Regions from separate parts of the Homo sapiens genome. Here region 2 is linked to region 1. The links are chromatin loops, found by intact Hi-C in ENCODE. Cell type or tissue: CD14-positive monocyte. All regions are shown on one strand. Each heading gives the region's core, and the rest is flanking DNA. Links, peaks and the distances in the headings are about the cores only.

Region 1 (16,958 bases), core at 4,616-9,615:
TAAAAGCTGCTTTGACAGAAGAGGAGGTAAATTGGATTCGGTTGAGTAGAGGATTTCAAGCTAACACACAGCTCAGGGAATTAAATATTTGAGGCCCAGGGCCATGCTTCTTCTGTGGGATAGCTGAAGTCAGGCAGAACTTGGCATTGTCTGCATGTTAGGAATATATTGCAAAATTGAGGAGCAGATTTGAAACCACAAAACTCGTACTGTCAGTTTATTTAGCCACAATGAGGATTTACCAGGGAGACATGAGGGCAAATGAGTCATGCTCAGTGTTTGCCTCTCATATAAAGAGAAAAGTGGCACTGAAGGATGGTTCAGGCACTTAATTTTTTAGGTTCTAACACTCTCTGGAGGGGCAGGTGTAGAGGTTTTTCTACTTTAAATAATTAAAGCATTAAGAGGAATTTATTGAGATGAATTCATTTTAGCAGATGATACATTTAAAATGACTTCCACTGTCATTTATTTTTGTCTCAATTCCAGTTTAGCATTTTGATAAGATTTGTATCAACAAATTAATGAATTGTGGTCATGTGTATATGTTTGTGTGTCTGTGTATGACCCAATCCTTAAAGAAAAGCCTTGTGAACCAATCTCTATAGCTAACAGGACTGTGAAGTCTTTTCCAGCATATATTCTTGGAATAAAATCTTACGTGTTATTTGAGTTGGTTAAAAAAATTTCTGGCCTTGCACTTTTAGAAGACAAAAACAGTTACTTTGGGGTATGTAGATTTAAGGAAATCAATGATACAGCATGAACTTAAAATAATTTAAGATCAGGAAAGAGAGGGTATTAGTTTATCTACCGCCAGATAACAAATTTCCCCAAAATGTAATGGCTGAAAACAATACATATTTATCTTATAGTTTCTGAGTCAGGCACTATGGAGCAGCTCAGTTGGGTGTTTATGGTTCAAGGTCTCTCATGAGGTCGTGATTGAGATATTGGGCAAGACTGCACTCAAGGCTTGACTGGGCTAGAGGATCTACTTCCAAGCTCACTCATGCAGCCATTGGACTTGGACTCTTCAACTCCTCACTGGCTCCTAGCCTCAGTTGCTCTTCACACACAGGCCTCTCCATAAAGAAATTTAAGCGTCCTCACAGCATGGTAGCTAGTGTCTCCCAGCATAAGCAATCCAAGAGAAAAGGCATGAGGCAGAAGTCACAGGTCTTTCATAACTTATCTTCGGAAGTAATACACCATCATTTTTTCCATCTATTATTGGTGACATAGATCAACCATGGTAAAAAGTGGGAGGAGAAATGCACAAGTCCATGAATCCCAGGATGTAAGAATGAGTGGGGCCATGTTGCAGGCTGGCTACCACAGAGCCAATAATCTGGAGTAGCGGCCAATTTGATTTTAGTAGATGTGGATGGTCCAGTTTATTTGGCTATAGGACTGTGAGTTAAGAAATTGAAAGTCAAATTTTATTTTATTTTATATATTCTCAGTGAACACACTCATGGATTGAAAATTTATTTTGTATCTAAACCAATAGATTTATGAGTGTCATCATTCTTTTCCCCTACCTCATAGGAATGATACTGTAACAAATTGTCATACTAGTGTGTGTTGGCATTATGAAGGAAGGAGATATTTTACTATCTTTTCTTTTAAAAACTATGTGTAGAGAAAGTTCAGAGTCCCCCAATGACTTGGCGTGTACTAGCTATCAGTAATACCTGCATGCTGGTTGGTTATTTGCTCCATTTTGGATGACCTTTTCTTTACAGGTCTCTTGAGGCTTAATGAGTGTACTCCAGTAGCGTTGTGGGTTGAGTGGATTGACTGATTACGTAGTCCTTAGATTTCTTTCTGGAGATTTACTCAGTGTAGGGTGAAAGTGAACTGAACAAAATCAGATGTTGTCTTTATTTTATTTTATTTTTTTTGAGACAGAGGCTCACTCTGTTGCTCAGACTGGAGTGCAGTGGCACGATCATGGCTCATTGCAGCCTCAACCACCCAGGCCCAAGCTATCCTCCCACCACAGCCTCCTGAGGAGCTGGGACTAGAGGCATGCACCAGTATGCCCAGCTAATGTTTAAAAGTCTTTTTTAGAGAGTGGGTGTTCTCCCTCTGTTACCCTGCTGGTCTTGAACTCCTGGACTGATGTGATCCTCCCGTCTTAGTCTCAAGTGCTGGGATTACAAGCATGAGCCACTGGGCCTGCCCAGAAGATGTGGTCTTGCTCTAAGTGAAAAATCATGTCAATTGATTTTGTAGGGTCCAGAACCATTCTCATAATTCCCAGTGCTGGAACATTGCATGGATACAAATTTCAAACAATTATATATCAAAAAACATGACAAAAGTAAATAAAAAAATACAAAAGTAGGCATGAAAGACCAACCCAGGGTAGTTTATTTCATATTTTCACCTTTCACTAGTGCATGGAAACACACTTCCTGAACTGCTACTTTATTCCACATTGTCTTGGATGCGTCCAGCAAGAGACTTAGAGATCAGAGATCTACATGTGCTCATCCTCAGGGTGTCTTTCTGTCTCAACATGACAGATTTTTCAGGGCAGAGTTCAGAGGCCACCTACCGTGGATTACAGGATATCAAATCGTATCTGAGGCCTCCTCTACCTGCCCCCCGACCCCCAAGCACCCTCCTTTTCCCTTTGTTTAGGCAAGGCTTGCTGCGGATTTGCAGGGACCCTCCCTACTTTCTTTGGCCTTCATATACTTTCTGAGGAAACTCCCCACTACATGGCAGTGGAAGGCTTTCCCTGGTAACATAGTCAATACCCCAAATCTAGTGCCTGTGTGAGTTTTGGGGACAAAAATGATTCTATCATCAGCTGAAAGAGTGAGGAATCAAGGCAAAAGAAGTTGGCAGAGCCAGTCCACTTCGGTTCCATGGAAACACCAGGAGGAAGAGATTCAGCTGAGCCACTGAATTGCTTTTTGGGAGACAGTGACTTGATTTTCTTATTTCTTATTTACCACAGAACCAGCATCAAGTTGATACTTTTATAGGGACAGCTCAAAGCAATGAATACCTTAGACAACTTACACAGGTCAGGAGGTCAAGAGAGACATAAGCACAGCCTGACAAGAAAAACTAAGAATTCATTTGACAAGCCTTTTTCTCTAGGCCATTTTTGGAAAGCCCAGGGATGGTGCTGGTCATATTGCTTTATATTCAGAATCTTAAGCACCAAAGCATAGTGGGAGGGGATAATTTTCAATTTTGAGGGAGCAACAGTGTGTCAGAAATAACTGAGATTGGGAAACGGGTAGGTAGGAAAACCCCACCAAATGCCTACAAAGTAAGAGAAAGGCCTGTAGAGTGGAAGAAAGAATTTAGAAGTAATTGGGGATGTTTGGATTGCATTTGTTATTTTGTGGTTTGAATATTTTCTATACATTCTCCAGCTGTTGTGATGAATAAAACAAAATTTGCTTTTCTTTTTTTGTTTACTGCCAGCTGTAGAAAAAACCCTGAACACCTGATATTCCTGAGAGCTGCCTTGTGAGAACAGCTGTCCCATCAAAGACCCTTGGCAGGGTGTTATTCTAGATGAGTCCATTAGCTATTGCGGAAGCCAACACACATGTGAGGGAAAGATTTTCCATATTTTGCAAGTCCCGCCTATTAAAGCTTTCTGTAATGACAAGATGGTATTGCTGAGTGACTTTTTAATTGTTTTTCCTAAGCAACTGCCAATGTTTAATTAGGCTTCAGCTAACACGCTCTAAGTTAATTTAAGACAAATGGCTGTGGTGTGGCTAATTGTTAGAGTATGGTGATCTGGGAGCATCTGACTCAAGCGTGAGTCTGTGCTCTGCAGATATGTGGTGGGTGGCTGAATGACCCAGACAGGTCTGATTGCCCCTGCTGGGAAACACCCAAACCACCTGTCTGGGATGAGTAATCTCCCTGACACACTACCTAAATTCACACCTCCATACTTCAAGCTAAACCAGTATGGATTTAAAGCCTGGAATTTTATTAAATTAATCACTAATAGCTTTTATGTGTGAATTTTATTATCAAATGAATCAACAGTAGCTTTTACGTATGAAAAGCATGCTTGTATCTATTGTATTAGACTGCCTTAGAAAACATCCATTAGAGCTGGAACAGACCTCAAGAAGATTAACTTCAATGCCGACATTTAAATAGGAACTAATAAGGGACGAGAGAGGAGGAACAACTTGCCCAAAGTCACCTAGATTTTAGGACTGGAACTAAAGCCTCAGCCTTCTCATTTTAAATCTTCTGCTTGTTTCCCCCTTCTGCCCACTCTGCCCCCTCAACCCTCACCCCAAATTGTATTAAGTTCACCACTTAACTCCAACTCTTTCAGGACAGGAAGTGGAGGTACAAGGATGAAGCTGGGAGGTGGGAATGAACATTTTTGATGGGCTGATACTTATGGCTCATGCTGCAGACAATGGACAGGGCCTGGCAGGTGGTAGGGATCAGCAGAATGCCTTTGATAGAGTTTGGCTCTGTGTCCCCACCCTATTCTCATCTTGAATTGTAATCCCCATGTGTTGAGGGAGGGACCTGGCGGGAGGTTATCAGATCATGGGGGCAGCTTTCTTCCTGCTGTTCTCATGAGAGTGAGTGAGTTCTCACCAGGGCTGATGGTTTTAATGTGTGGCACTTCCTCACTCTTGCTCTCTCCTGCCACCATATAAGACGTGCCTTGCTTCCCCTTTACCTTCCGCCATGATTGTAAGTTTCATGATGCCTCCCCAGCCATGCGGAGCTGTGAGTCACTTAAACCTCTTTTCTTTATAAATTACCCAGCTTCAGATAGTTCTTTATAGCAGTGTGAAAATTGGCAAATACAGCCTTGTAGCATAATTCCACAAAGTTGAAGGACACCCCCACCCTAAGTCAAGCTTCCATTGCTTCGGCCCTCTTGAGGCTTCCGTCTCCTTGAGTACGAGTTCTTTGGCTTTATTCTTTTCAGTCATTCCCTGACACCAAGAACCTTGCTCTCACCCTCCCACTCTGTGCTCAGTCCACTCTTGCATGGTCTTCCATCTTTGCTTCTTCTTGGTTGTGTCTCCCTTTAGTTCTTACGCCTTCTCTGTGTTTCAACATCTTCTCTATTTGTAGCTTAAACCAATGGGTTTTCTGATCTTCCCAGGTCTGTTATGGTGGTAAAGTGAGTTAAAACATGGCAACATTTGAGAGGAATGTCTGACACATAATCATATGATAAGCACACCCTAAAGAATGGTAATCATTTTCTTTATTATTATTCCGCTTGATTTCTTATATTTCTCTTGCTCTGCCAAATTATATTTTTATATTGTACTCACTTAAGAAACTCTCACCGTGTCCTGCTGAGTGGAGGTCTCCCTGCCACATAGGACACTCCATCCAATGTCTCCCCTCTCTTGTAGACCTGACATACTAGGGGCAAGCTGCTTTTTCCAGAGTTTCCTCATCTCTCTTCAAAAGACAAAGTAGATGACGTTAAGATATTATTTCAACAATTCCCTTATAGAACCAAAAAAGCTGTATTTTATTATAGTTGCTTGGAAGTGATATACCCTATTCAGCACTGTTTTGATTATAAAAATACATTTTAGCCCTCTTTTGAAACTTTCAGAGTTTATAGAATATTTATTTCTAAAAAGTCCATAGGAGTATAAACCTTGAAAAAAACCCAAAAAAGTGTAAATATTTGGGGGGAAAAAGACATTCAGAGAACTGATAAAAAGGAAATGAAGTGGATAACTTTTTTTTAGATAAAAATCTTTACTTGTAAATTACTTACAGAGTCACTTCAAATATTCATCATAATTGGGAAGATAGGCTTATTGCCAGTTACCCTAACAACATATGAGATAACAAACATTAAAAAAAATTTCATGAAAATTAAGTATGTCTTTAATATACAGGTAAGATAGGCATAAAAGGAAGAAATTTCTGATTTGGGGCATATGTGAGAAAAACAGAATACAAAAAGCAAAAGCACGTGCTGAATAAATTTAGTTAAATAATATATTCTACTTCACAGTCATTTTATTTCCACTAGCCCTAGTTTGCCAACATATTTATTATTGAAAATGAGATGTATGTTCTATGTATATTGCTCGAGGCTGATTTAGACAGGACTTTGTGTGCATTGCTGACCACAAAGAGAGTTTCAACTGAAGGCCAGAATAAAAATGGCATGGCTTACAATTTCACCACATTTGTTTTCAAAAGCAACGTGATTTCCTTTTCTAAATTGCAAAGCAAAACCAAACAAAATGGGCTAGTTATTCTTGAAAAACTTTGGCCATCCTTAACTCTCAATTGCTAGCAATATTTCAGATTCCTAATTAGTGTCTGAAAGAAAAAACATTGGCCACGAAAGAATAAAGAATAAATGATTTTATTTGATAAAAAAGCATTATAAGCAAGGTGAATGGAAAGTTTGTAGAATGTGTCCAGATGGTAAAAAAATTGTGAAAAATGAAACTCAAGAGAAGCTTGAAAGAAATAAGGAAATGTATCACTCTGTGTGTCATTACAAGTTTGGCGCTGGGCCAGTCTGCAAAAAGGGAAGTTTTAAGATGGTTGAAGCTTAGCTGTTTCTTAAGTAGCAAGACACAAAGGCTGCATCTATTAAGTACTCTGTGGTTATGATGATGTCATTTGGTGATTTCCACTGTCCTGATTGATTTATAGAAGATAAAAACTCTACTTTAGTCCAACAGAGATAGCAACCAAACTCTTAGATTCAGCTGGTGAACCAACTGGAAAATTAAAGTAATTCTGTGCCTTGGACACATTTCATTAATCTTCTTGTGGGACTTATTTCAGTTTTGTGAAATTGTTTGTTTAGAAATGGTAATAGATTCCATTTCAAGCCAACCAATAATCTATTCCTTTCTGCCACACTGGACGGAACTCTGGGTTACTTTAGTAAGAAAAACATCGTAATCTTCTCTCTGAGAAGGTTATAATTGACCTAGGTGGAAGGTTAGTCAGTGTAGACTTGAACTATAGTGCCTGGTTGAATTTGGGCTCCACCTTTCTTTCTTTGTGACTGGGAGAGTCAGTTAATCTCTGAAGCGTCTCCTCAGTTTTCTAATCCATGACTGGAGTGCATAAGCCTGAATGTGTATTAAATAAGATGATACTTGCAAAGCAATGACAATACTTGGCATGCAGTAACTGCTCCATAAATGTCATTTAGGTGGAAGATGATGTGAGAACCTTCTACAGCCTCTCAGTAGTGCCCTGTGCTTCTCTTATAAGAGCATTTATCATGCAGTTTTGCCAGTGCTTGCTTAATTGTCTCCTTTCACAGACTTTAGGTTTCACGAATGTGAGGGAAAGTATATCTTATTTCATAATTGACCATCAATTTATCTCAGCTCCTATCAAAATGTGTGGCACATAGTAGGCTCCAATAAATAGTTTTCAATGAATGAACACTTGTTACATGATAGTTTAGGGAAGACTTCCATTTGAATTTTAAACTGGTAAGTTGGCATTTAGATTTTATAAAGATTTTTTATTCTCCAAAGATAGTTTTTTTTCAATAACCTACAAATCCATAGTAGAAAGAAGAAGGAGGCAACATTGATGTGAAGCAGAAACTGCGCTAGATATCAGGATAGGTGGGTGGGAGGCCCAGTTTGGGTACTACTCATTGTGGAGCCCTGAGGAAGTCACCCCATCTCTTTGAGATACATGTACCTTAGCTGTAAAGTGGGCATAAGAAACTTGAGCTAACTAATGTAAAGTTTATGTGTGTGTGCTTATGTGTATTTTTTTTTTAAACTAAGGTAGGTGATAGGCTAATAAAAGGGAGTATGGCAAAGTGAAAGTGGCAAGTAAGAATTTACTTCTAAGGGCCGGGCGCGGTGGCTCACGCCTGTAATCCCAGCACTTTGGGAGGCCGAGGCGGGCGGATCACGAGGTCAGGAGATCGAGACCATCCTGGCTAACACGGTGAAACCCCGTCTCTACTAAAAATACAAAAAATTAGCCGGGCGCGGTGGCGGGCGCCTGTAGTCCCAGCTACTCGGGAGGCTGAGGCAGGAGAATGGCGTGAACCCCGGGGGGCGGAGCTTGCAGTGAGCCGAGATGGCGCCACTGCACTCCAGCCTGGGCGAAAGAGCGAGACTCCGTCTCAAAAACAACAACAACAACAACAACAACAAAAAAAAAAGAATTTACTTCTAAGAATGGGTTGTAATTCTCTAGATATAATCAGTCTCTGTTTAGTTCTAAAGCTTAGCTTTGTTATGGCCCTAATGCACGGTCAACTTTAAAAAGACCTGCAAACCAAAAAAAAAAAAAAAAATTAAAAAAAAAAAAAAACCTCTCTAAGCCTGAAAAATCTCCAGATATTCCCAAATTGGGGAATATTCAGATTCATGTTTCTCTGAAGGACAGTGCAAGGTCATCTACAGTATCCACCATCAATGTTTAACAACCTGTGGCTGGTGGACAAGCTACTTGAGATTCTCAGATGATAGAAATGGGTCAGGCCTATCAGCAGATGTGTTCGCATAGTAGGTTCACTTGATAGATGTCACCTTATCCTCCTAGACATTTCCTCTGCTGGAGAGCTCCATGTTCATCTTGAGATAGCCAAAAGTGGACAAGACTATTTTTTCCCACTCCCAGCTGCTTTCAGCAAGACAGACAGACACTTCACCTCCTTAGCTCTGCTTCTCTCCAGTGCTGTGTACCTTAGGAAAAAAGCAGTAACTGGTTATTGTAAAGTCACTATTATAAAATATTAAGGTCTTGAGGCCGTGTTCTAAATTAAACACAAGGAGGTTAAGAAGGAAAATCTTAATTAGAATTAAAAGTCACAGTTAAAACAAGAAGTGTTACTTCTTCTAGACAACATATATTTGAATACTATTTTCCTGGAAAATTAATTTCACAGAATTTATTCTTTGCATGATATGCAAGTAGAGGTATAGACCACACACATGGCTAATAGTATACAATGGTCATGCAGGAAGCAGAAGATAGTTGTAAAATAGGTGTTTTGTAAAAACAAAAAAAATAGTTATTTAACACTTGACCGTAACCCACTTAAATGTCCAGCGGAAGCAGTGACACTACATTGATACACACAACAGTACATTCGAGGAAAATAATTAAAATGGTAAATGTCTTGAAATGCTAAGTAAACTACAGAAATAATAAAATTCCCTATTGCATTGTGGTACTTCCTATAAAGTCTGACGAGAGCAGTTTGCTTTAAACAAGTAAAGAAAACTCTTTCACATTCTGGTAAGAAATTCCTTAGAGACAGAATTTAAAATAAAAATCACAATCCCCTTACTGGATAAAGCATATAATTTTCCTCCTTAGGTGCGTGAATTAAAAACAGCTGCCAAGCCTACTTAATTATGGGTGCTCAGAGTCAAACTAGACATGACAAATTTTCATTTTGATAGCAACCACATCGAGTGTTTACTTAGCAAGTATGGATAATTATTCCAGTTCTTATTTGAATTTTTTTTCTGGAACTGGTTGCATATTGTTAATAAAGGCTGTGATCACAGATCTCAGCATTTCAGAGCCTCTCTTTTTTCCCCATTTTTTTTTGTGTGTGTATGTATGTGTGTGTTGAGACTTTTCTCTGAATTTAAAAAGTGATTTCTCTACAACTGGTACACAAACACGAATTCTATCTCCAGAGAAACAGATGTATTAAAGTGTTGATGAAAAAACATTATTATGTTTTAGGCAGAGGTCTGAAAGTAAATCCTGGTCATCAACTCAGGGGATCACTTTGGTGACCAAAAGTTCTCATTCTAGTTGTTTAGTCTTTACTGTGAAGGGCTGAATCCACAGCAGTGGTTCTAGGAGACTGTGAATTTAGGAACGGTAAGGGATGCAGATGCTCACAGGCAATCTGCTCATCTGTGGGACTGGCTTTCAGAGCAAGGAAGAAGGCAGAGCATCAGGTTCCTAAATTCACATATATGCAAATAACAACTTTCTATTATGGGAAGCAATTTCATTTTATTTATCTTGTTTGGACTTCACAACAATAATTACTAAGATAGGAAAGAAATTCTTATCTCTATTTTTACAGATGAAGAGGCGAAGTCCCAGGGATGGTAAGTGTTTTGGTCAAATTAAACACCTATCATACATTGGGTGCTAGATCTGAGGATCAGAACTCCTAGTGCAGGATTCTTTGCAGTGTGGCTATAACTTCTGGTATCTTACTGGGGTGGCATGGTGCCTTGGAGCTACCAGATAAAGGGAGAATCAGGAGGACATGTTTTATAGTTTCCAGATAAAATATAGGACACCCAGTTAAATTTGAACTTCAGATAAACAAGAAATATTTTTCTAAATGTAAATATGTCCATGCCATATTTGGGACATATACTAAAATTATTCATTGTTTATCTGAAGTTCAGGTGTACCTGGGCATCCTATATTTCTATTTGCTGAATCTGACAATCCCAATCTGTTTTCCTTTCTGATAGGGCAACCCAAGTTAAAAAGTTAAAAATACCTTAGGGCAAGATGACCAACTGGACTCAGCCAGGTGGAAGATCTGCCACCAAGGGACCAAGACAGCTGGCATACTTCCAACAGATCTTCAGAGGGAAGGCACCACCAGTGGACAGAGGGAAGACACTGAAGTGGGCTGAATGGGGAGGAAGCTGGGAACCCTACATGGAGCTAGAGGCTACCATGCACCAGTACTCATGCCTGATCCCCAATGACTCCAGAGGAATGGGTGAGTTGAGCTGGCAAGGAGCAACTTGCCCTCATCAAGGCCTCTCTGGGACCCCAGCAGACGGAGACCCCTTGACCACTATGGACACTCAAGTTGTCAGGGAGAGCTGCTTAGAAAAGTGGTAGGGGCAACAAGCCAGTTGATGTAGAGCCCAGAGCATCTATAGTGGAGCATGCTCAGGGATTGCCAACTCCCCTTGGCTCGACTTGCTCCCATAGGAGACTAGCCCTATGGGAGCTGTGGGGCGTGAACTCTGCAGGGTAGTCTTGCCTATCAGATGGGGCTAGTGTGACTCAAGCACCCCTTGGTCTGCTGGCCCGTTCTGGGGCCCAGGTCTGGCCACGCCTGCTTGCAGGGCAGCCTCGGATGCCCCAGGGGCTCACATCACAGCTCTTGCCCTGGCAAACCATGCCTGACTGGTGAAGAGCTCCAGTGGGGCAGCCCATGCACCAACCCATGCACCAGTTCATCCATTCCCACCCCACACTGCAGCTTCCCCCAGGCCCACAGCAACTCCCCACATCACTTTGCCAACATGTGTGTGGATGGGTAGCTTCTGCCTTCCTTGCCCCACTAACATGTGTGTATGTGTACATCTTGTCCTGCCTCCACTGACCACCATTGCAGTCAGAGCCTTGGTGGGCAAAGAGCCTGCCAGCCAGGCCCTTGCCAGTGCCCCACCCTTGTGCCAACACTATTGTAGGAATGAAACTAGGCACAGAGAACAGTGGACCCTCCCCCACCCACTCTGAGCAACCGCCTCTGCCTGTGGCACACAGAGAATGCACACAGACCTGCGCCTGCCAGCACCCTGTCCCTGTGCCAACACCGCCACCAGCATGACTGTGTGCAGTCACCAGCAGGGGAACCCTGCCCCCCTGCCCTACTCCTGAGCTGCGTTGCCTCTGCCATTGTGGTGAATGCCAGCATGGAGGCAGGCACCCCAGCACCCACTAGCACCCTGCTGCAGCTGACAAGCATGCACCCCACTGCACCATGCTGCCATTGCTGCTGCTGCTGGCACGTTCTGGGGCCCAAGTCTGGTTTGCTGGTGCAAACGAGGATGGATACCACTGTCACTGAACTAGGAAATGCTTTGGCTGATACTACCCATCGGAGTGTAATGACCAGTGGTCAGGGAGTCCCTCAGCCACTCTAAGTCAGTGAATTCCTACCCTTGAGGAGCCAGAGAACAAAGTCAGGGCCCAGTACAAGTTCCCCAGGGTTAGAGCATGCAGTACAGGAATTGGGAGTTGAGAACTGGCCCCCTAAAACCTTCCAGAAATGAAGCCAGTTGGCTGAATCCATCTTATACCATGATGAAACCCTCAAGGTCATCAAATAAGTTAAAAGAAAAAAAAACCCCAAAGATTAGCAACTTCAAAGATTGAAGGAACATCAGCTCACAAAGATGAGAAAGGACCAGCACCAGAACTCTGACAACTCAAAAAGTCACGAGTGTTTTCTTCCTCCAAATGACCAACTCTCCAGCAAGGGTTCTGGATCAGGCTTAGATGGCTGAAATGACAAAAATAGAATTCAGCACATGGATAGGAACAAAAATCATTGAGATGCCAGAATACATTGAAACCCAATCCAAAAAAGCTAAGAATAAATTAAAATAATGCAGGAGCTGACAGACAAAATAGCCAGTATAGAAAAGAACATAACCAACTTGATAGAGCTGAAAAACACACTACAAGAATTTCATAATGCAATCACAAGTATTAATAGCAGAATAGGCCAATGGGAGGATAGAATCTTAGAGCTTGAAGACTGGCTTTCTGAAATAAGACACAGACAAGAATAGAGAAAAATAAAAAGGAATGAATAAAATCTCTGAGAAATATGGCATCATGTAAAGACACCAAATCTACAACTCGCTGGTGTCCCAGAAAGAGATGGGGAGAGTGCAAAAAACTTGGAAAACATATTTCATGATATCATCCATGAGAACTTCCCCAACCTAGCTAGAGAGGCCAACATTCAAATTCAGGAACTGCAAAGAACCCTAGTAAGAACTTCACAAGAAGATGATTCCCAAGACACTTAATCATCAGATTCTCTAAGGTTAAAATGAAAGAAAAACTGTTAAAGGAAGCTAGAGAGAAAGGTCAGGTTGCCTACAAAGAGAAGCCCATCAGAATAACAGCCGACCTCTCAGCAGAAACCCTACAAGCCGGAAGAAATCAGAGGTTGATATTCAACATGTTAAAAAACATTCCAATAAAGAATTTTATATCTGGCCAAACTAAGCTTCGTAGGTGAAGGAGAAATAAGATCCTTTTGAGACAAGCAAATGCTGAGGGAATTTATTATCACCAGATAACCGCTGCCTTAAAAGAATTCCTGAAGGAAGCCATAAATATGGAAAGGAAAGATCATTACCAGCCACTACAATAACACACTGAAGTACATAGACCAGTGACACTATAAGGCAACCACACAAACAAGTCTGCATAATAACCAGCTAACATCATGATGACAGGATCAAATCCACACATATCAATAATAACCTTGAATGTAAATGGGCCATATGCCCCAATTAAAAGACACAGAGTGGCAAGCTGGAGAAAGAACCAAGAGTCTTTGGGATACTGTCCTCAAGAGATCCAGATCACATGCAGTGACACACATAGGCTCAAAATAAAGGGATGGAAAAAAATCTATCAATCAAATGGAAAACAGAAACAAGCAGGGGTTACAATTACAATTTCAGACAAGACAGACTTTAAACCAACAAAAATAACAATATAAAAGAAGGGCATTACATAATGGCAAAGGGTTCAATTTAACAAGAAGACCTAACTATCCTAAATATATATGCACCCAACACAGGAGCACCCAGATTCATGAAGTAAATTCTTAGAGAACTTTGAAGAGACTTGGACTCCCACACAATAATAGTGGGAAACTTCAACATCCTACTGACAGTATTAGACAGATCATTGAGGCAGAAAATTAACGAAGATATTCAGGACCTAAACTGAGCCCTGGACCAAGTGGACCTGATAGTTATCTACAAAATTCTCCACCCAAAACACCAGAATATACATTCTTCTCATTGTTACATGGCACATACTCTAAAATTGATCAAATAATTGGACATAAAATACTCCTCAGACAGTGCAAAAGAACTGAAATCATAACACTCTCTCAGACCACAGCACAATCAAATTAGAAACCAAGACTAAGAAATTAGCTCAAAACCATACAATTACATGAAATTGAATAATCTGCTCCTGAATGACTTTTGGGTAAATAATGAAATTAAGGCAGAAATCAGGAAGTTCTTCAAAACTAATGAGAACAAAGATACAACATACTAGAATCTCTGGGACATGGTTAAGGCAGTGTTAAGAGGGAAATTTATAGCACTAAAAGGCCACATCAAAAAGTTAGATAGATCTCAATTTAACATCCTAACATCACAGCTAAAAAGCTAGAGAACCAAAAGCAAGCCAATCCCAAAGCTAGCAGAAGACAAGAAAGAACCAAAATCAGGGCTGAACTGAAGAAGACTGAGACATGAAGAACCATTCAAAAGATCAACAAATCCAGGAGCTGGTTCTTTGAAAAAAATTAATAAAATAGATAGACCACAAGTTAGACTAAAGAAGGAGAGAGAAGAACCATATAAACACAATTAGAAATGCCAAAGGGGATATTACCACTGACCCCCACAGAAATACAAATCACCATCAGAGAATATTATGAACACCTCTGTGCACATAAACTAGAAAATCTAGAAGAAATGGATGAATTCCTGGACACATATACCCTCCGAATATTGAGCCAGGAAGAAATTGAATTTCTGAAAAAAACCAATTATGATCTCTAAAACTGAATCAGTGATAAATTGCCTACCAACAACAACAAAAGCCCAGGAGCAGAAGGGTTTACAGTCAAATTCTACCAGATGTACTAATATGAACTCGTATCATTTCTGAGGAAACTATTCCAAAAAATTGAGGAGGAGGGACTCCTTCCTAATTCATTCTATGAGGCCAGCATCCTCCTGATACCAAAACCTGGCAGAGACACAATAAAAGATAACTTCAGGCCAATATCCTTGATGAACACTGATGCAAAAATCCTAAACAAAATACTGGCAAACCAAATCCAGCAGAACATCAAAAAGCTTATCTACCGTGATGCAAGGTTGGTTCAACATTCGTATATTGATAAATGTGATTCATCATCTAAACAGTATTAAAGACAAAAACTACATGATTATCTCAATAGATGCAGAAAAGGCTTTCAATAAAATTCTACAAACCCTCATGTTAAAAATTCTCAATAAACTAGGTATTGAAAAAAATAGCTCAAAATAATAAGAGCCATCTATATGACAAATCCATAGCCAACATCATAATGAATGGGCAAAAACCTGAAACATTTCCCTTGAAGACTGGCACAAGACAAGGCTGCCCTCTCTCACCACTCCTATTCAAAATAGTACTGGAAGTCCTGGCCAGAGCAATCGAGCAAGAGAAAGAAATAAAGGGCGTTCAAATAGGAAGACAGGAAGTCAGACTATCCCTGTTTGCAGATGACACAATCCTTTACATAAAAAACCCCTTAATCTCAGCCCAAAAGCTTTTTAAGCTGATAAACAACTTCAGCAAAATCTCAGGTTACAAAATTAATGTGCAAAAATTACTAACATTCATATATAGCAAAAACAGTCAAGGTGAGAGCTAAATCAGGAATGCAGTGCTATTCACAATTGCCACAAAAAGTATAAAATACCTAGGAAAACAGCTAACCAGGGAGATGAAAGATCTCTACAAGGAGAACTACAAAACACTGCTCAAAGAAATCAGGAATGACAAACAAAATGGAAAAACAACAGAACAACAAATGAAGAAACATTCCATGTTAATGTATAGGAAGAATCAATATCAATAAAATGGCCACACTGCCCAAGGCAATTTATAGATGCAATGCTATTCCTATTAAACTACTAGTGACATTCTTCATAGAACAGAAAAAATGGTTTTGAAATTCATATGGAACAAAAAAAGAGCCTGGATAGCCAAGGCAATCGTAAGTAAACAGAACAAAGCTGGAGGCATCACGCTATCCGACTTTATATTACAGAGCTACAGTAACCAAAAGAGCATGGTACTGGTACAAAAACAGACACATAGACCAACAGAACAGGATAGAGATCCCAGAAATAAGGCCACACACCTACAATTATCTGATATTTGACAAAACTGACAAAAACAAGCAATGGGGAAAGAAATCCCTATTCAAAAAATGGTACTAGGATAACTAGGTAGCCATATGCAGAAGATTGAAACTGGATCTCCTTTTTACATCATATACAAAATTTAACTCATGATGGATTAAAGTCCTCAAACTATAAAAACCCCGGAAGACAATCTAGACAATACCATTCTGGACATAGGAAAGGGCAGATATTTCAAGATGAAGACGCCAAAAGCAATTGCAACAAAAGCGAAAGTTGGCAAATGGGATCTAATTAAACTAAAGAGCTTTTGCACAGCAAAATAAACTATAAACAGAGTAAACAGACAACCTACAGAATGGGAGAAAGTTTTTGCAAACTATGCGTCTGACAAAGGTCTAATATCCAGCATCTCTAAGGAATTTAAATTTATAAGAATAAAACAACCCCATTAAATAGTGGGCAAAGGACATGAACAGACACTTTTCAAAAGAAGACATGCATGTAGCCAACGAGCATATGAAAAAAAGCTCAGCATCACTGATGGTTAGAGAAATGTAAATGAAAATCATAATGAGATACCACCTTACACCAGTCAGGATGGCTGTTATTAAAAAGTAAAAAAATAACAGATGCTGGTGAGGTTGCAGAGAAAAAGAAACACTTATACACTGTTGGTGGGAGCGTAAATTAGTTCAACCATTGTGGAAAACAGTGTTGCAATTCCTGAAAGATCTAAAAATAGAACTACTATTCGATCCAGCAATCCCATTACCCAAAGTTAATATAAATCATTCAGTCATCAAGACACATGAACACATATATTCATTGTTGCACTATTCACAATAGCAAAGACATGGAATCAACCTTAGTGCCTATCAATGGTAGACTGGATAAAGAAAACTTGGTACATATACACCATAGAATACTATGCAGCCATAAAAAACAATGAGATCACATCCTTTGCAGGAATATGGATGGAGATGGAGGCTGTTAGGCTTAGCAAACTATCACAGGAACAGAAAAACCAGATAAATACCATATGTTCTT
Region 2 (16,958 bases), core at 7,178-12,177, 73 kb after region 1:
CTAAAAATATGATATGATATAGAGGAGGGAATTTAAAGTTTTTATCAATTGGATAGAGCCAATTTACTACAGGCATTTATTTAAATTATCCTTTTAATAAATAATTCAAATTTTAATTAATTAATAAACATTTATTTAAAATATTATTTTCCTACCCTATTGGCATTTTCTTTTTCACATTATTAAGTTTCCATACATATATACTTACATGTGTTTCTGGAATATTTCAGCTATTCTACTCTTCTATCTTTCTGTCCTTATACCAATGCCATACCATTTTGTGGTAAGTTTAATATCTGTAAGGCAGTTCCTTCTAACTCTTCTTTTTAAAAAATCTCTTGGGGTGAGGGAAAGATGGCTGACTAGACATAGCCAGGTGGAACAGCTCCCACCGGGGGACCAAGAGGACTGGGGTGCTCCCAACAGATTTTCAGAGGGAAGGCACCAAGAGTGGATGAAGGGAAGTCACAGAAGCTGGGCTGAAGGGGAGGAATCCTAGGAACCCTGCACGAGGTTACCATGCACAAGACTCGTTTCTGGCCCCCAGTGGCTCCAGGAAAATGGATGAGTTGAGCTGACAAAGAGCAACCTGCTCACCTCACAGGCCTCTGGAATCCCGGCAGGAGGAGACCCCTCAGTCACCACAGACACTCAGGTTGGCAAAGAGAGAGATGCTTAGAGAAGTGGTGAGGCAGCAAACCAGCTGATGTTGAGCCCAGAGCATTTGGTGCGGGAGCATCTGTAGTCGAGCATGGCCAGGGACATCCATTCCCCAGGCTCCACTTGCTCCCATAGGAGGCTTTAGCCCTAGGGAAACTGTGGGTACTGAAGTCTGCAGGGTGTCTTGCCCATCAGATGGGGCCAGTTTGACCTGAGCACCCCTTGGTCTTCTGGACTCTCCCGGGGTCCCAACCTGGCCACATCTTCTTGCAGGGCAGCCTTGGGTCCCATGGAGGCCCACACCATGGCTTCTGAGCTGGTGGACCATGCCAGACTGGCAAAGAGCTCTAGTGGGTTGGCCCCTATGGCCATGGGCCAGCCCACATACTCCCTCCCCATACTGCAGCTTCACTTGGGTCCATGGAAACTCCCCACATCACTCTGCTGGTGTGTGTGGGCACAGGCAGGTTTTTCTTTCCTTGCCTTACTAGTCTGCCCCCATTCCCCAGGCAACCGCCATTGCAGATGAAGTCTTGGTGGTCACAGAGCCAGCCAGCCCTGCCCCTACCAAGGTCCTGCCCTTGTGCTAGCACTGTGCAGAGAACAGATCTTCCCTCACCCTAAGCGACCACTTCTGCTTGTAGGGCACAGAGAAGGCACTCAGACCTACACCTGCCAGCACCCCACCACTGAGCCAACACCACTGCCAATATGACTAGGCACACAGTTGCCAAAAGGGCCCCTCACCGCTCCCCCGAGCTGCGTTGCTTTCTCCACTGTGGTGTAGGCCTGCAGGGAGGCAGGCACTCTGGCACCTGGTAGCACTCTGCTGCAGCTGCTGCTACCACTGCTCCTGGCCCATGTGAATGAGGATGAATCCTGCTGTCACCACAGTATGAAACGCTTTCGCTGACACCACCCATCAAAGTGTAGTGACTAGCAGTCAGGGAGCCTCCCCTTTGCAGTGGATCCCTAACCTCGAGGAGCAAGAGAACAAAGTAAGGGCCCAATACAAGTCCCTCAGAGTGAGAGCACACAGTCCAGGAGTTGGGAGCTGAGTGTTGGCCCTCTAAAGTCTTCTGGAAACGAGGCCAGTTGGCTCAATCCACCTTACACCACAACCAAAACCTCAAGGCCATCAAATAAGATAAAAGAAAAAAAAATTCAAAAATCAGCAATCTCAAAGAATAAAGGAGGATAAGCCCACAAATATGAGAAAGAATCAGCACAAGAACACTGGCAACTCAAAAAGCCAAAGCGCCTTCTTTCCTCCAAATGACTGCACCAGCTCTCCAGCAAGCGTTCTAAACCAGGCTGAGATGGCTGAAATGACAGAAATAGAATTCAGAATCTGGATAGGAACAAAGATCATTGAGCTACGGGAGTACACTGAAACTCAATACAAGAAAGCTAAAAATCATGATAAAACAATGCAGGAGCTGACAGACAAAATAGCCAGTATAGAAGAGAACATAAACAACCTGACAGAGCTGAAAAACACACTACAGAAATTTCATAATGCAATCACAAGTATTAATAGCAAAATAGATGAAGCACAGGAAGCAGAGGAAAGACTCTCAGCTTGAAGACTGGCTTTCTGAAATAAGACAGATAAAAGTAGAGGAAAAAATGAAGAAGAACAAACAAAACCTCTGAGAAATATGAGATTATGTGAGGAGACTGAGTCCCTGAAAGGGATGGGGAAAATGGAACAAACTTTGAAAACATATTTTAGGATATCATCCATGAGAACTTCCCCAGCCTAGCTAGAGCGGCCAACATTCAAATTCAGAAAATGCAGAGAATCCCAGTAAGATACTTCACAAGATTATCCACAAGACACACAATCATCAGATTCTCCAAGGTCAAAATGAAAGAAAAAATGTTAGAGGCAGCTAGAGAGAAAAGTCAGGTCACCTACAAAAGGGAGCCCATCAGACTAACAGTGAACCTCTCGGCAGAAGCCCTACAAGTGAGAAGAGTTTGGGGGGTCAATATTCAACATTCTTAAAGAAAAGAAATTCCAACCCAGAATTTTATATCTGGTCAAACTAAGCTTCATAAGTGAAGGAGAAATAAGATCCTTTTCAGAAAACTAAATGCTGAGGGAATTAATTACCACCAGACCTGCCTTACAAGAGCTCCTGAAGGAATCACTAAATGTGGAAAGGAAAGATCGTTACCAGACACTACAAAGATACACTGAAGTACACAGACCAGGGACACTATAAAACAACTATATAAACAATTCTGCATAATAACCAGCTAGCATCATGATGACAGGGTCAAATCTGCACATATCAATACTAACCTTGAATGTAAATGGGATAAATGCCCCAATTAAAAGACACAGTGGCAAGCTGGAGAAAGAACCAAGACCCATTGGTATGATGATGTCTTCAAGAGACCCATTTCACATAAGCTCAAAATAAAGGGATGGAAAAAAATCTACCAAGCAAATGGAAAACAAGAAAAGCAGAGATTGCAATCCTAATTTCAAACAAAACGTGTTTTAAACCAACAAAGATCATAAAAGACAAAGAAGAGCATTACATAATGGTAAAGAGTTCAATTCAACAAGATCTAACTATCCCAAATAGATATGCACCAACATAGGAATACCTAGATTCATAAAGCAAATTCTTAGAGAACTTTGAAGGGACTTAAAGATTCCCACACATAATAGTGGGAGACTTTAACACCCCACTGACAATATTAGACAGATCATTGAGACAGAAAATTAACAAAGATATTCAGGACCTGAACTCGGCACTGGAGCAAGTGAGTCTGATAGGTATCTAAAAACTCTCCACCCCAAAATAAAAGAATACACATTCTTCTCATTGTCATGTGACACATACTCTAATATTGATTAAATAATCAGACATAAAATACTCCTCAAACAAGCAAAATAAATCAAATCATAACAAACACTCTCTCGTACCACAGCACAAACAAATTAGAAATCAAGACTAAGAAATTAGCTCAAAACTATACAATTACCTTGAAAGTGAATAATTGCTCCTGAAAGACTTTGGGGTAAATAATGAAATTAAGGCAGAAATCAAGAAGTTCTTCAAAACTAATGAGAACCATGATACAATGTACCAGAATCTCTGGGACACAGCTAAGGCAGTTTTAAGAGAGAAATTTATAGCACTAAATGGCCACATCAAGAAGTTAGAAAGATGTCAATATAACAACTTAATATCACAACTAAAAGAACTAGAGAACCAAGAGCCACCAATCCCAAAGCTAGCAGAAGACAAGAAGTAACCAAAATCAGAGGTGAACTGAAGGACACTGAGACAGGAAAAACCATTCAAAAGATCAATGAATCCAGGAGCTATTTTTTTAATTAATAAAGTAGACTTCTGTCTGGACTAATGTTTATTAGTCTTAATAAATATTTTTAGATTAATAAAGATTGTTAATCTTTATTGAAAGAAAAGAGAGAAGATTCAAATAAACACAGTAAGAAAGGAAAAGGGGGATATTACCAGTGATCTCACAGAACTACAAATAACCATCAGAGAATATTATGAATACCTATATGCCCATAAACTAGAAGATCTAGAAGAAATGGTTACATTCCTGGACATATACATCCTCCCAAGACTGAACCAGGAAGAAACTAAATTCCTGAACAGACCAATAATGAGCTCTGAAAATGAATCAGTGATGAATAGCCTATCAACAACAACAACAAAAAGCTAGGACCAGAGAGATTCACAGCCAAATTCTACCAGATGTACAAAGATGAGCTGGTGCCATTCCTGCTGAAACTATTCCAAAAAATTGAGGAGGAAGGACTCCTCCCTAACTCATTTTTTGAGGCCAGCATCATTCTGATACCAAAACCTGGCCAAGAAACAACATCAACCAAAAAGCTTCAAGCCTATATCCTGCTAAATATTGATGCAAAAATCTTCAGCAAAATACTGGCAAACCAAATGCAGTATCAGATCAAAAACCTTATCCACCACGATAAAGTAGGCTTCACCCATGGGATGCAAAATTGGTTTAACATACGCAAATCAATAAATGTTATTCATTCATCTCATAAACAGAACGGAAGACAAAAAGCAAATGGTTATCTCAATAGATGCAGAAAAGGCTTTCGATAAAATTCACATCCATTCATACTAAAAGCTCTCAATAAATTAGGTATTGAAGGAACATACCTCAAAATAATAGGAGTCATCTGTGACAAATCCACAGCCAACATCATATTGAATGGGCAAAAACTGGAAACATTCCCCTTGAAAATCGGCACAAGACAACGATATCCTCTCTCATCATGTCTGTGCAACATAGTATTGGAAGTCTGTCTAGGACAATCAGGCAAGAGAAAGAAGTAAAGTGCACCCAAATAGGAAGAGAGAAAGTCAAACTATCCCATTTTGCAGATGACATAATCCTTTATCTAAAAAATCCCATAGTGTCAGCCCAAAGCTCCTTAAGCTGATAAACAACTTCAGCAAAGTCTCAGGATAGAAAATCAATGTGCAAAAGTTACTAGTATTCCTGTACACCAACAACAGTCAAGCCGAGAGCTAAATCAGAAATGCAATCTCATTCATAATTGCCACAAAAAGGATAAAATACCTAGGAATGCAGCTAACCATGAAGGTGAAAGATCTCTACAAGAGGAACTACAAAACACTGCCCAAAGAAATCAGAGATGACACAAACTAATGGAAAAACATTCCATGCTCATGGATAGAAAGAAGCAATATTGTTAAAATGTCCATACTGCACAAAGCAATTTAAAGATTCAATGCTATTCCTAATAAACTACCAATGACATTCTTCCTAGAACTATAAAAAACTAAAATTTAAAATTTAAAATTCATATGGAACCAAAAAATAGCCTGAATAGCCAAGGCAATCCTAAACAAAAAGAACCAGAGCTGGAGGCATCATTCTACCCAACTTCAAACTATACTACAGAGCAAAAGTAACCAAAAGGGCATGGTACTGGTACAAAAACAGACACATAGACCAATGGAACAAAATAGAGGACCCAGAAAGGAGGCCACAAACCTACAACTATCTGATCTTTGAGAAACCTGACAAAAACAAGCAATGGGGAAATGATTCTTTATTCAATAAATGGTGCTGAGATAACTGGCTAGACATATGCAGAAGATTGATTCTGGACCCCTTCCTTATGCCATACACAAAAGTTACTCAAGATGGATTAAAAACTTAAATATAACAACCAAAACTATAAAAACCCTGGAAGACAATATAGGAAATACCATTCGGGACATAGGAACAAGCAGGGATTTTTATGGCAAAGACACCAAAAACCACTGCTACAAAAGTAAAAATTGACAAATAGGATCTAATTAAACTAAAGAGCTTCTGCACACAAACGAAGCTATCAACAGAGTGAACAGACAATCTACAGAATGGGAGAACATTTTTGCAAACTATGCATCTGACAAAGGTCTAATATCCAGCATCTGCAAGCAACTTAAACATATTTACAAGAAAAAAAAACAATCCCATTAAAAAGTAGGAAAAATACATAAACAGACACTTTTCAATAGAAGATATACATGTGACCAACAATCATATGAAAAAAAGCTCAATATCACTGATCATTAGAGAAATGCAAATCAAAACCACAAAGAGATTCTATCTCATACCAGTCAGAATGGCTATTACTAAAAAGTCAAAAAGTAACATGTGCATTGCAGCACTATTCACCGTAGCAAAGACATGGAATCAACCTAAATGCCCATCCAATGGTACACTGGATAAAGAAAATGTGGTACACATACACCATGGAATACTATGCAGCCATAAAAAAGAACAAGATCATGTCCTTTGCAGGAACATGGATGGTGCTAGAGGCCATTATACTTAGCAAACTAACGCAGGAGCAGAAAATCAAATACCACATGCTCTCACCTATAAGTGGAAGTGAAATGATGAGAACATGTGGATGCTTGGAGGGGAACAACACGTACTGGGACCTATGGGAAAGTGGAGGGTGGGAGGAGGGAGAGCATCAGGAAAAGTAACTAATGGGTACTAGGCTTAATACCTGAGTGATGAAATAATCTGTACAAACCCCCATGACACAAGTTTACCTATATAAAAACCCTTTATATTAATTAAAAAAAATAAATAAAATTTCTTGTCTGCTTTTGGACACTCTTCTACATGAATTTTAAATTCGCTTTATCATTAGATTTTCCTAAAACACACACACACGTGAGTGCTTACACCCATATACACATATACATCTCTCTTATGTTAGGATGCTTCTAGTGGGTGTAAATATTTTATTGTGTTTTTAATTTGCATCTCCTTGATGCCTAACAATATTGAGCAGCTTTTCTTTTGTTTATTGATCATTAGCATATATTATTTCCTGAAGTTTTGTTCAAGCTGCACATATTTTTCTTGGGTTGCTTGTCTTTTCATTGACTTGTAAACATTCTTTATACATTCTGAATGCAAGTCATTTATTAAATATATATGCATTATAAATTGTGGCTTGCAATTTCATTTTCTTAATGGTGATTTTTAAAGAGCAGAATTTTTTTTTTTTTTTTGAGACAGAATTTCACTCTTGTAGCCCAGGCTGGAGTGCAATGGTGTGATCTCGGCTCACTGCAACCTCCGCCTCCCGGGTTTAAGTGATTCTCCTGCCTCAGCCTCCCGAGTAGCTGGAATTACAGGTGCCCGCCACCATGCCCAGTTAATTTTTTGAATTTTTAGTAGAGATGGAGTTTCGCTATGTTGGCCAGGCTGGTCTCGAACTCCTGACCTCGTCATCTCTCCTCTTGGTCTCCCAAAGTGCTGGGATTACAGGTGTGAGCCACCACGTCCCGCCAAGAGCAGAACTTTTAAGTTGCTATAAGATGCAATTTATCTATTTTTTCTTTTATGATTAATACTTTTTGTGTCTTAGCTGATGATTTTATGCTAATCTTGGGATCATGAAGATTTCCTCCAATTTATTTTCTAGAAAGTTTATAGTTTTGCTTGTTGTTCAGGCTACAATCCCCTGAGTTGTTTATGTGCATTATGCAAGGTAGGTTTTGAGACACCTAATTTCTGTCTGGCCTTGTGTCTGAGTTCCAGTCTGAAAATTTGCCTGGCACATTGATCCTTCTAGAACTGGCATCCACCTTGCTTTGACCTGTACATCCACCTATCCATCCCACTCTGGGAAGAGACTTCTAGACATGAATTTCTGCTCAGACCCTATTCCCACTTACAGATTTTGTGGGACCTACTTCTCATCTCTGGATAGTGCCTGCTCCTTGATTCCTTTGCCCATACTTTCTCTACTTGCCTCTCAGCAGGCCCTGCTGCTGCATGTTCCATGTATTTGCTGCTATTTGCAATACTGCACTAACACCATTGCCAGTATTCTTTTCTCCAGCTTTCTTTGCCTCAGACTAGACATCCAGTTTCAAGTCTAGTATCTCCCATTCTGTGCCATCCTGGGCAATTTAACTGGACCATGCCTAGCCATGTCCATGATTGTTGCAATAGTTCTTTTTGTATATCTATGATTATTGCTTCTCCTTAGAGGCAGGGATTTTATCTTACCCATTTACATACATCCCTTGATCTTCCCCGTAATGGTTAATTTTATGTGTCAACTTAACTAGATCATGAGGTACCCAGATATTTGACTAACCATTATTCCTGTGTGTGTCTGTGAGGGTGTTTCTGGATGAGATTAGTATCTGAATAGGCAGTAAGCAGATGGCCCTCCCCAATTTGGTAGGAGATCATCCAATCCCTTCAGGGCCTGAATGCAACAAAAAGGTACAAAAAGGAATTCTCTTTCTCTCTCTCTCCTTGACTGAGTTGGAACATTAGTCCTCTACCCTTAGATTCAGACTTATACCACCAGAGTTCCTTGTTTTCAGATATTTGAACTTTGACTGGGACTTCACCACTAGCCCTCCTGGGTCTCTGGCTTGCAAACAGCAAATCGCAGGACTTCTATATAAAGAGAGTGGGGGAAGGGAGATTCATTTTATATCTATATATATAGATATATAGATATAGATATAGATAGATAGATATATAAATGGACTTAATGGACAGTACACTGCATTACCTTTATAATCCAAAAGAAGGCTGGTAAAGGCTATAAAAATGTATAAAATTACATATACCCACACACATACATGTTTGGGTGTATATATAGATAAATAATAAATCTCCCTCCCCTTCTACAGCTCAGAGTTAAAAAAACAAACACTTTGAAAAACATATGAATTTGCAAATAAATCTAAGTTTTATAAAGAATTTTTCCAAGTTACAAAATATTTTACAGAGTCTTATGAGTAAAAAAAGAATAAAATCTGTGATATGGATTGCATTTTCAAATTGAGGTAAAGATGCAGTGGCTCACAGGCTGATTTGCTTTAAGCAGAATTTATTTTCTTTCAGACAGTAGCTTTATGAGCCTATGCTGAGACTGGGCAATTCAGAAATTTAAGGGCTGCTCAGACATGCTCTCTTTGACCAGGTCAGACAGCCTGTAAGTCTTTGTTCTCAATGGACAGTACACTGCATTACATTTATGATCCAGAAGAAGGCCGGCAGAGGCTATAAAAAATATTCTTTGCAAGAAAGTTTCCAAGCCATTCAACTGTATAAATTACCTAGATATCTCGCTCTCTACTTAAGGAAAGAACATTTCCCTCCCGCAAAACAGATTACTTTTTCATTCCTGAATGATTTGTTTTTGGATATTTATTTGCTGGTTTAATTTTTGAATAGGTGTTAAATTTACACAGTCTAAATTTTAAAAATATACATTGAATGAAACAACTTTCTTCAGTCTCACTCCTTCATCTACCTGTTCCCCATCCTCACCAAAGATAAAACATGAAACCATCATTGTTTCTTTCTTGTGTGTCCTTCCAGAGGTTTTCTATGCATATAGAAATGAATATGAGTGTATATTCTAATTCCCACCTCTTTTACAGAAAAAAAAGGGGCTAGACTTAGGAGGACCGCCAAGTGTCTGTTAGCCCAGGACTTTCCCAGTTTTAGTGCTTACAGTCCCCTGTCTCTGGAAACGTTTTAACTCTGAGCAACTAGGATAGGTGGCCACTCAAATGTCCTTCTATACACTGTCTGACGCCAATCTATTTCAAAGATGTTTTCATCTCCATACCAAAATCTTCTCATTCCTTTTGTATATCTTCATAATTTTATAGATACTCCACTATATATTTAATTATTCTCCTGTGGATAGATATGTGAGAGGCTTTTTGGGGTAATCTTTGGCTATAACAAACAGTGCTGCAATGAATAAGTCTCTACAGAAACATGCAAAGGTATCTTTAGGTTATATTCTCAGAAGTGGAGTTGCTGAGTGTATTAGTTTGTTCTCATGCTGCTATAAAGAACTTCCCAAGACTAGGTAATTTATAAAGAAACACGTTTCATTGACTCACAGTTCCGCATGGCTAGGAAGGCCTCAGGAAAGTTACAATCATGGTAGAAGGGGAAGCAAACACATTCTTTTTCACATGATGGCAGAAAAGAGAAGTGCTGAGCAAAAGGGGGAAAAGCCCCTTATAAAAACATCAGGTCTCATGAGAACTCACTCACTGTCACAAGAACAGCAGCATGAGGGTAATGGCCCCTGTGATTCAATTACCACCCACCGGGTTCCTCCCACGACACAGGGGGATTATGAGAACTGTAATTGAAGATGAGATTTGGGTGGGGACACAGCCAAACCATATCACTGAGTAAAAGGAAAAATGTGTTTTCTGAGATATTGCCAAATTATCGTCTATAGGGGCTGTGCCAATAGGCACCCCCATAGAAGTACATGAGAGTGCTTTTCCCCATGGTCTTGCCAAGAGATACTGTTTTAATCCATTGAATTGGAAAAAGTCTAGAAGTTTGAAATACCAGTAGAGTTTTAACTTTAATTTCATTTTTCATTAAATTGGAAAATATCTAGAAGTTTGACATACCAGTAGAGCTTTAATTTCATTTTTTAATGGTAGAGGTTGAGCTTTCTTTGCTAGAGAACATTTCGCAATTTCTGTTTCTGAGAACTCTTTATATCTTCTATCTGTTTTTTTTTTCTAATGAACTTTTCCCTTATGAGAAATATAGCATATTTTTAAGGCAATTTACCATTCCTAAAACTGTTAGTTTCAGAATTTTTTTCAGTTTATAATTTTGTTTTGATTTTTCTTATTTTTTAATGCAGCTTTTTAAAAATTTTTATGTAGTCAAACTTATCTACCATTTCTTATGGCTTATAGGTTTTGAATCATAGGAAGGCTACCTTTACTCTCAAGGTTATAGACAAATTTTTTCATTTCTTTCTTTAATATACAATGGTTTGATTTTTTATAATTTAATCAATCTATCTGGCAATTATTCTCATGAATAGTGGTGTATGGTTCTAACATATTTTTTTCCAGATGGCTACCTAGTTGTCTCAGCACTATTATATTAAATTATCCCACTTTCCTCACTGATTTTAAATGTCACTTAAGCATATACTAAGTTTCTGTATGTATCTGGGTCCTTTCCTGAAGTTATCGTTGGTTCCATTGGTCTGCCTATTTATGCTCTGGTATAATATCATTTTACTTATTGAGGTTTTATCATATATTTTAATATCTGGCAAGGCTATTTGTATCATGACTAGTTTGTTATTCTAGAGTTTTCATGGCTATTCCTAGGTTTTTATTTTTTACATGAATATTAAAAACTCTAGATACATTAAAAATCATTATTGTGTTTATAAGGATTATACTACATTTATATGTTAACATAAGGAGAATTAAAATTTTTATGATATTGAACCATTTTTGACCTTAATTTATTAAATTTTAAATCTTCTCTTGTGGCTTTGGCAAACATTTAAGGTTTTCTTTATATGCATCTTGCACATGAGTTGTTAACCTTATTTCTAAAAATTTTACTTTGATTCTATTATGATTATAGAATCAAAGTAAAATTATAATTATGTTTACTTTTTTTTAAGACGTTATATATCATCCAACTGGTGGTTTATGTGTGTGAAGTTGACAATTAATTTTGTAGCTTCAAAACTTATGCAATCTCTTATTATTCAAATACTTTTTATCTGATTCTTTTGAGTTTTCTGGGTATGTAATTATACTAACTGCACTAGGAATAGGTCAATTTTCCCCTTTCCAAATTGTATATCTTTATTTCTACTTTCTAATTGCTTTGGCTTTTAATCTTCAATAATAGTGGCAGTAGTTGGATTCCTTGTCTTGTCCTGAATTTACTGTTTTCTCATTAATTTTGACACTGTGATGGACATAGAAAGAGTGTCATACTCAGCAATTCCATTATTGGGTATGTAATCAAAAGAAAACAAATCATTCTACCAAAAGACACACGCACTCACATGTTCATTGTAGCATTATTCACAATAGCAAAGACATGGAATCAACCTAGGTGTCCATCAATGGTGGGTTAGATAAAGAAAATATGTCACTCCTCCAGTAGAAAGTAAAGTGGGAAGATGGCCAAATAGGAAAAGCTCCAGTCTACAGCTCCCAGCATGAGCGACGCAGAAGACAGGTGACTTCTGCATTTCCATCTGAGGTACCGGGTTCATCTCACTAGGGAGGGCCAGAGAGTGGGTGCAGGACAGTGGGTGCAGTGCACCGTGCACGAGCCGAAGCAGGGAAAGGCATTGCCTCACTCAGGAAGCACAAGGGGTCAGGGAGTTCCTTTTCCTAGTCAAAGAAAGGGGTGACAGACGGCACCTGGAAAATCGGGTCACTCCCACCCCAATACTGCACTTTTCCAACGGGCTTAAAAAACGGCGCACCAGGAGATTATATCCCGCACATGGCTCGGAGGGTCCTACGCCCATGGAGTCTCGCTGGTTGCTAGCACAGCAGTCTGAGATCAAACTGCAAGGCAGCAGCGAGGCTGGGGGAGGGGCGCCCACCATTGCCCAGGCTTGCTTAGGTAAACAAAGCAGCCGGGAAGCTCGAACTTGGTGGAGCCCACCACAGCTCAAGGAGGCCTGCCTGCCTCTGTAGGCTCCACCTCTGGGGGCAGGGCACAGACAAACAAAAAGACAGCAGTAACCTCTGCAGACTTAAATGTCCCTGTCTGACAGCTTTGAAGAGAGCAGTGGTTCTCCCAGCACGCAGCTGGAGATCTGAGAATAGGCAGACTGCCTCCTCAAGTGGGTCCCTGACCCCTGACCCCTGAGCAGCCTAACTGGGAGGCACCCCCCAGTAGGGGCAGACTGACACCTCACACAGCCAGGTACTCCTCTGCGACAAAGCTTCCAGAGGAACGATCAGACAGCAGCATTTGCGGTTCATGAAAATCCGCTGTTCTGAAGCCACCGCTGCTGATACCCAGGCAAACAGGGTCTGGAGTGGACCTCTAGCAAACTCCAACAGACCTGCAGCTGAGGGTCCTGTCTGTTAGAAGGAAAACTAACAAACAGAAAGGACATCCACAGCAAAAACCCATCTGTACATCACCATCATCAAAGACCAAAAGTAGATAAAACCACAAAGATGGGGAAAAAACACAGCAGAAAAACAGGAAACTCTAAAAAGCAGAGCACCTCTCCTCCTCCAAAGGAATACAGTTCCTCACCAGCAACGGAACAAAGCTGGACAGAGAATGACTTTGAAGAGTTGAGAGAAGAAGGCTTCAGGTGACCAAACTACTCCAAGCTACAGGAGGAAATTTAAACCAAAGGCAAAGAAGTTAAAAACTTTGAAAAAAATTTAGACGAATGTATAACTAGAATAAGCAATACAGAGAAGTGCTTAAAGGAGCTGATGGAGCTGAATACCAAGGCTCGAGAACTACGTGAGGAATGCAGAAGCCTCAAGAGCCGACGCGATCAACTGGAAGAAAGGGTATCAGTGATGGAAGATGAAATGAATGAAATGAAGTGAGAAGAGAAGTTTAGAGAAAAAAGAATAAAAAGAAATGAACAAAGCCTCCAAGAAATATGGGACTATGTGGAAAGACCAAATCTACGTCTGATTGGTGTACCTGAAAGTGACGGGGAGAATGGAACCAAGTTGGAAAACACTCTGCAGGATATTATCCAGGATAACTTCCCCAATCTAGCAAGGCAGGCCAACATTCAGATTCAGGAAATACAGAGAACGCCACAAAGATACTCCTCGAGAAGAGCAACTCCAAGACACATAATTGTCAGATTCACCAAAGTTGAAATGGAGGAAAAAATGTTAAGGGCAGCCAGAGAGAAAGGTCGAGTTACCAACAACGAGAAGCCCATCAGACTAACAGCGGATCTCTCGGCAGAAACTTTATAAGCCAGAAGAGAGTGGGGGCCAATATTCAACATTCTTAAAGAAAAGAATTTTCAACTCAGGATTTCATATCCAGCCAAACTAAGCTTCATAAGTGAAGGAGAAATAAAATACTTTACAGACAAGCAAATGCTGGAGATTTTGTCACCACCAGGCCTGCCCTAAAAGAGCTCCTGAAGGAAGCACTAAACATGGAAAGGAACAACTGGTACCAGCCACTGCAAAATCATGCCAAATTGTAAAGACCATCGAGGCTAGGAAGAAACTGCATCAACTAACGAGCAAAATAGCCAGCTAACATCATAATGACAGGATCAATTTAGAACATAACAATATTAACTTTAAATGTAAATGGATTAAATGCTCCAATTAAAAGACAAAGACTGGCAAATTGGATAAAGAGTCAAGACCCATCAGTGTGCTGTATTCAGGAAACCCATCTCATGTGCAGAGACACACATAGGCTCAAAATAAAAGGACGGAGGAAGATCTAACAAGCAAATGGAAAACAAAAAAAGGCAGGGGTTGCAATCCTAGTCTCTCATAAAACAGACTTTAAACCAACAAAGATCAAAAGACAAAGAAGGCTATTACATAATGGTAAAGGGATCAATTCAACAAGAAGAGCTAACTATCCTAAATATATATGCACCCAATACAGGAGCACCCAGATTCATAAAGCAAGTCCTGAGTGACCTACAAAGAGACTGAGACTCCCACACAATAATAATGGGAGACTTTAACACCCCACTGTCAACATCAGACAGATCAACAAGACAGAAAGTTAACAAGGATACCCAGGAAATGAACTCAGCTCTGCACCAAGCGGACCTAATAGACATCTACAGAACTCGCCACCCCAAATCAACAGAATATACATTTCTTTCAGCACCACACCACACCTATTCCAAAACTGACCACATACTGGGAAGTAAAGCTCTCCTCAGCAAATGTAAAAGAACAGAAATGATAACAAACTATCTCTCAGACCACAGTGCAATCAAACTAGAACTCAGGATTAAGAAACTCACTCAAAACTGCTCAACTACATGGAAACTGAACAACTTGCTCCTGAATGACTACTGGGTACATAATGAAATGAAGGCAGAAAGAAAGATGTTCTTTGAAACCATTGAGAACAAAGACACAACATACCAGAATCTCTGGGATGCATTCAAAGCAGTGTGTAGAGGGAAATTTATAGCACTAAATGCCCACAAGAGAAAGCAGGAAAGATCCAAAATTGACACCCTAACATCACAATTAAAAGAACTAGAAAAGCAAGAGCAAACACATTCAAAAACTATCAGAAGGCAAGAAATAACTAAAATCAGAGCAGAACTGAAGGAAATAGAGACACAAAAAACCCTTCAAAAAATTAATGAATCCAGGAGCTGGTTTTTTGAAAGGATCAACAAAATTGATAGAACACTAGCAAGACTAATAAAGAAGAAAAGAGAGAAGAATCAAATAGACAGAATAAAAAATGATAAAGGGGATATCACCACCGATCCCACACAAATACAAACTACCATCAGAGAATACTACAAACACCTCTACGCAAATAAACCAGAAAATCTAGAAGAAATGGATAAATTCCTCGACACGTATACCCTCCCAAGACTAAACCAGGAAGAAGTTGAATCTCTGAATAGACCAATATCAGGCTCTGAAATTGTGGCAATAATCAATAGCTTACCAATCAAAAAGAGTCCAGGACCAGATGGATTCACAGCCGAATTCTACCAGAGTTACAAGAAGGAACTGGTACCACTGCTTCTGAAACTATTCCAATCAATAGAAAAAGAGGGAATCCTCCCTAACTCTTTTTATGAGGCCAGCATCATCCTGTTACCAAAGCGGGGCAGAGACACAACCAAAAAAGAGAATTTCAGACCAATATCCTTGATGAACATTGATGCAAAAATCCTCAATAAAATACTGGCAAAACGAATCCAGCAGCACATCAAAAAGCTTATCCACCATGATCAAGTGGGCTTCATCCCTGGGATGCAAGGTTGGTTCAATATACACAAATCAATAAATGTAATCCAGCATATAAACAGAACCAAAGACAAAAACCACATGATTATCTCAATAGATGCAGAAAAGGCCTTTGACAAAATTCAACAACCTTCATGCTAAAAACTCTCAATAAATTAGGTATTGATGGGATGTATCTCAAAATAATAAGAGCTATCTATGACAAACCCACAGCCAATATCATACTGAATGGGCAAAAACTGGAAGCATTCCCTTTGAAAAGTGGCACAAGACAGGGATGCCCTGGCTCACCACTCCTATTTAACATAGTGTTGGAAGTTCTGGCCAGGACAATTAGGCAGGAGAGGGAAATAAAGGGTATTCAATTAGGAAAAGAGGAAGTCAAATTGTCCCTGTTTGCAGATGACATGATTATATATCTAGAAAACCCCATTGTCTCAGCCCAAAATCTCCTTAAGCTGATAAGCAACTTCAGCAAAGTCTCAGGATACAAAAACAATGTACAAAAATCACAAGCATTCTTATACATCAATAACAGACAAACAGCCAAATCATGAGTGAACTCCCATTCACAATTGCTTCAAAGAGAATAAAATACCTAGGAATCCAACTTACAAGGGACATGAAGGACCTCGTAAAGGAGAACTACAAACAACTGCTCAACGAAATAAAAGAGGATACAAACAAATGGAAGAACATTCCATGCTCATGGGTAGGAAGAATCAATATTGTGAAAATGGCCATACTGCCCAAGGTAATTTATAGATTCAATGCCATCCCCATCAAGCTACCAATGACTTTCTTCACAGAATTGGAAAAAACTACTTTAAAGTTCATATGGAACCAAAAAAGAGCCTGCATTGCCAAGTCAATCCTAAGCCAAAAGAAGAAAGCTGGAGGCATCATGCTACCTGACTTCAAACTATACTACAAGGCTACAGTAACCAAAACAGCACGGTACTGGTACCAAAACAGAGATAT

What was found. A loop is a pair of places that touch in the nucleus more often than their neighbours do. Peaks named below come from ENCODE experiments on the same cell type or tissue, not always from the same donor. Only the 100,000 strongest peaks of a DNase experiment are listed, where the experiment ranks them.
Region 2: a loop joins it to region 1, with 3 times the contacts of the local background. A loop is called at or near these places in 1 of 110 quality-filtered maps.

Annotation. Positions count from the first base shown.
Region 1 is chr5:35,313,287-35,330,244 of GRCh38, forward strand. No RefSeq gene overlaps it. Among named protein-coding and RNA genes, the nearest start is that of PRLR, 91 kb to the left of the region's middle. RefSeq lists a silencer at 8,407-8,607. In CD14-positive monocyte, for the core only: no CTCF peak of the experiment used is centred there; DNase peaks (open chromatin) are centred at 6,175 and 6,545; H3K4me3 peaks cover 981 bases; H3K27ac peaks cover 2,075 bases.
Region 2 is chr5:35,383,923-35,400,880 of GRCh38, forward strand. No RefSeq gene overlaps it. Among named protein-coding and RNA genes, the nearest start is that of PRLR, 160 kb to the left of the region's middle. In CD14-positive monocyte, for the core only: no CTCF peak of the experiment used is centred there; a DNase peak (open chromatin) is centred at 10,199; H3K27ac peaks cover 1,910 bases.